Linked DNA regions of Homo sapiens: region 2 is linked to region 1. Evidence: read pairs that join two places in POLR2A ChIA-PET (ENCODE). Cell type or tissue: Caco-2. All regions are shown on one strand.

What was found. Peaks named below come from ENCODE experiments on the same cell type or tissue, not always from the same donor. Only the 100,000 strongest peaks of a DNase experiment are listed, where the experiment ranks them.
Region 2: POLR2A ChIA-PET joins it to region 1 with 8 read pairs; 3 of 35 experiments call an interaction of 5 or more read pairs at or near these places.

What each region holds. Positions count from the first base shown.
Region 1 is chr14:74,561,754-74,564,253 of GRCh38, forward strand. All of the region lies in intron 3 of LTBP2 (latent transforming growth factor beta binding protein 2), which reads right to left. Among named protein-coding and RNA genes, the nearest start is that of LTBP2, 49 kb to the right of the region's middle. In Caco-2, no CTCF peak of the experiment used is centred here; a DNase peak (open chromatin) is centred at 1,288.
Region 2 is chr14:74,379,511-74,382,010 of GRCh38, forward strand. No RefSeq gene overlaps it. Among named protein-coding and RNA genes, the nearest start is that of VRTN, 32 kb to the left of the region's middle. In Caco-2, no CTCF peak of the experiment used is centred here; no DNase peak of the experiment used is centred here.

The DNA.
Region 1 (2,500 bases):
GTGTACACATAACTAGGACCCACGATGGACTGTGTTGGAGAGCAGAGGTACAGGAGTTCAGATAGAATACAGACCATATCTAGGAGAAGGATCCAGGGAGCTTCAGGGATAGATAGGATTTTAACAGACCCAAAATGAGGAGGCAGACATTCCAGATTAGAAAAACAACATAAGGGCCAGGCACGGTGGCTCAAGCCTGTAATCTCAGCACTTTGGGAGGCCGAGGCGGATGGATCACCTGAGGTCAGGAGTTTGAGACCAGCCTGGCCAACATGCTGAAACGCTGTCTCTACTAAAAATACAAAAATTAGCTGGGCGTGTTGGTGGGCACCTGTAATCCCAGCTACTTTGGAGGCTGAGGCAGGAGAATTACTTGAACCTGGGAGGTGGAGGTTGCAGTGAACCGAGATTGCACCACTGCACTCCAGCCTGGGTGACAAGAGTGAGACTCCGTCTCAGAAAAAAAAAAAGAAAAGAAAAGAAAAGAAAAATAACATAAGAAGTGCATGGAGGTGGGAAGCACAGGCCATGTTTGAAGAAGAATAAGCACCATTTGGGTAAAGCACAGATTAGAGGGGAGAGGGGGGAAGGGAAATCATTCCAATTCAATGCCTATCAGGTGGCAGGTATCATGCTAAGTGTTTTAGCTAATATATCATTTACTTGTCCAAACAATTCTATGATCAAAAACCCCTGCTTGGCCAAACCCACCTTAAAGTAAAAAGACAAATGACATGGTGGGAAAAATATGTGCAACTCGTATCAGAGAGAAAAGATGAGTCTCCATAATATCAGAGTTCCTAGAAACAGAAATGTCAGAGACCAACAGCCTTAAAAGAAAAATCAGCAAGGAATATGAACAGGTCACAGAAAAAAAAATACAAATATTTCTTGAACCCAGAAAAATATGCTTAACCTTTCTCCTTGTAAGGGATGTGCAAATGAAAACTATGCTGAGGTAGCATTTTTTAATCCATCAGATTAGAAAAAAACCCAAAGGTTTAATAACATACTCATTTGTGAGACTATGCAGAAACAGACGCTCTCGGATGCTGCTGGCAGGAATGTAAATTGACATGACCCTTCTGGAAAGCAATTTGGCAACGTCTATCCACATCCCAATGCATCTGTGCTTTGACCCTGCTGCTCCACCTCCAAGACTATCCTGCAGATAAACCTTCTGTGGTAGGTGTTGCTGCCCTGCCCTGGTCCCCTTTCTGGCTTGTGTATCTGCAAGTGTAGCAGCTAAAGGCTTATACCTGTGATTTCTTCCAAGCCATGCTCTTGGCTGATGGGAACCACCTGAGAAGCTCCTCCCACCACCATGACCACACAGCCAATGACTGCCTGAAAGGGAAGTTCAAAAGCCTGGGCCCCCAGGCCTTAAGGAGAAACAACTTTGTAAGCTCTATCCTCAATCAGGTCAAAGCTTGATTTACCTGGGACCACATCTTTACTTGGCTCTCTCCCCTTTCCCACACTGCTTTCTTCTTTCCTTTCGCATTTCCCCCGCAAAATCACACACACTGGAATCCCACCTCTAGGGGACCCGACCTAAGACACTCGTAAATGTCCAAAATGATACATGAACAAGACTATTTACAGAAGCACTATTTTGTAATAGCAAAATAGTTTGTACAGAATGAAAACAACTTAAGTGTCCTTCAGTAGGGGATTGGTTAAACAAACAAGGATCTGCTGGCAGAATGGGGTAATAGGCCCTGGAAACACAGCGGCAGCTCCTTTACATCAATAAGTTAAGCTTTCCAAGATACACTGAAAAGTGAAAGCACAACAGCCCAATCCCACCACTGACTGTTTTTGTACAGACTATGACCTAACAATGGTTTTCACATGTTTAAATGGCGGAAAAGAAATCAAAAAAAGAATAATACCTCAAGACATGAGCAAATGATATGAAATTCAAATTTAAGCATCTATAAAGTTTAACTGGAACACAGCTGCCCTCCTCATCTGTGACTGGTTTTGCTCTCCAATGGCACCGCTGAGTAGTTGCAGAAACCATATGTCACAGAAAATCTAAAATATTTACTGTCTGGCCATTTATGGAAGTCTGCTGGCTCCTGGTGTAGGGCATGTGAACTCCTGTGTAACATACAGAAAATAAGGATATATGTTGCAGTTATTTGCATATTCATAAAGCAACCTTGGAAGGATACCCTGGAATATTAATAACAGTGGTTACCTACGTATGTGGCAGGGTGGAGAACAGGAAGTGGGAAGTGGGTGGGTAGGGAATAAACTGGTGCTATATATATATTTATATATATATATTTATATATATATTTATATATATATATTTATATATATATTTATATATATATTTATATATATATTTATATATATATATTTATATATATATTTATATATATATATTTATATATATATTTATATATATATTTATATATATATTTATATATATATTTATATATATTTATATATATATTTATATATATATTTATATATATTTATATATATT
Region 2 (2,500 bases), 180 kb before region 1:
CTTTAACCCAGGAGACGGAGGTTTCAGTGAGGTGAGGTTGTGCCACTGCACTCCAGCCTGGGTGACAGAGTGAGACTCTATCTCAAAAGAAAAAGTAAAAAAAAAAGAAAAAATTTAAAAATTAATTTAGTGTAGCCTAAATATACAGCGTTTATATGATCTGGAGTAGAGCACAGTCATGCCCTAAGCCTTTACGGTCACTCACCACTCACTCACTCACTCACCCAGAGCAACTTCCGGTCCTGCAAACTCCCTTCATAGTAAGTGCCCTATACAGGTGTATAATTAAAAAGAAAATATTTTATACCATGGTTTTACTGTACCTCCATGGTTTTACTGTACCTTTTTAAAATAAATAAATTTATCTGAGACAAGATCTCACTCTGTTAACCAGGCTGGAGTGCAGTGGTGGGATCAAGGCTCACTGCAGCCTCAAGTTCCCAAGCTCAAGCAATCTTCTCACCTCAGCCTCCAGAGTAACTGGGACCACAGGTGTGCGCCACCATGCCTAGCTAATTTTTTGATTTTTTTTTTTTTTTTTTTGTAGAGATGAGGTCTCACTATGTTGCCTAGGCTGGTCTTGAACTCCTGGGCTCAAGTAATCCTCCCGCCTTGGCCTCCCAAAGTGTTGGGATTGCAGGTGTAATCCCAACAGCTACTCAGGAGTACAGGCCGTGCCTGGCCTTACTGTACCTTTTCTATGTTTAGATACACAAATACTTATCATTGCATTGTAATTGGCTACAGTGTTCAGTCCAGCAACGTGCGGTATAGATTTGTAGCCTAGGAGCAATAGGCTGTAGCACATAGCCTGCATGTGTAGTAGGCTGCACCACTTAGGTTTGCGTAAGTGCATTCTATCACGTTCGCACAATGACAAAATTACCTAGCATCGAATTTCTTGGAATGTATCACTGTTGTTAAGTAATGCATGACTGTACATACCGAACAGAATGTAAACATATGTTTAGCAAGAATGTGTTTAAGAATATTCATAAAAACTTTTCATAATAACCAAAGGAAATAATCTGAATGCCCGTCAACAGTAGGATGGATAAATAAGCTGTGGTGTAGTTACATAATGGAATGCTACGTGATAATGAGAATGAATGATCTACAGCTATACTCAACAATGTGGATCAATCTTAAAAAAACATGTTGAGCTAAAGAAGCCAGATATGAAAGAGGAGTTATGGTATTATTCCATTTATGTAAAGCACAAAAACAAGCAAAACTAATTTATGCTGTTAGAAGTCAGGATAATGGTCACCTTTGGGGAGAGATAGTACTTGGAAGGAAGCATGAGGGGGCACTTACGGTGTGTTGGAAATGCTCTGGTTTTTTTTTTTTTTTTGAGACAGAGTCTTGCTGTGTCGCCTAGGCTGGAATGCAATGGCACATCTCGGCTCACTGCAGTCTCCGCCTCCTGGGTTCAAGCGATTCTCCTACCTCAGCCTCTCGAGTGGCTGGGATTACAGGAGCATGCCACTATGCCTGGATACCTTTTGTGTTTTTAGTAGAGACGGGGTTTCACCACATTGGCCAGGCTGATCTCGAACTCCCGACCTCGTGATCCTCCCACCCCAGCCACCCAAAGTGCTGGGATTACAGGCATGAATCACCGCGCCCGGCCATGCTCTGTATTTTTTTTTAGAGACAGGGCTCACTCTGTCAGAGCTCACTGGAGCCCTAAATTTCTGGGGCTCAAGTGATCCTCCCGTCTTAGCCTCCCAAGTAGCTGGGATTATAGGCATGTGCCACTACCCTTGCCAGAAATGCTGTTTCTTAAACCAAATTCTAGTACATGGGTGTGTTCAGTTTGTGAGAATTTGCCAAGCTGTATACTTGTGTTTGGGTACTTTATGTATATGTCAATAAAAAGTTTAAAAAAAAAAAAAAAAACCCAGGCCGGGCGCGGTGGCTCACACCTGTAATCCCAGCACTTTGGGAGGCCGAGGCGGGTGGATCACGAGGTCAGGGGTTCGAGACCAGCCTGACCAACATGGTGAAACCCTGTCTCTACTAAAAATACAAAAATTAGCTGGGTGTAGTGGCGGGCGCCTGTAATCCCAGCTACTCAGGAGGCTGAGGCAGGAGAATTGCTTGAACCTGGGAGGCGGAGGTTGCAGCGAGCTGAGATCGCGCCACTGCATTCCAGCCTGGCGACAGAGCGAGACTCCGTCTCCAAAAAAAAAAAAAAACAAACAAACCCCAGATTCCTGGGTTGAGAAATGCCATTAAGAAAACAAACAGGCAAGCTACAAATTGGGAAAAAATATTCGTAAAACATACCTGACAAAGAACTGGTAGACAGGATATAAGAGAATTTCTGCAACTTAATAAAGACAAATGACTCAATTACAACAAAATTGACAAAAAATATGAACCGACACTTCACAAAAAAAGATATACATGTGGCCAATAAGTACATGAAATTGTGCTCAAAATCGTAAGACACAAGGGAAATGAAAATTAAAATCACAATGAGGGCCAGGAGTGG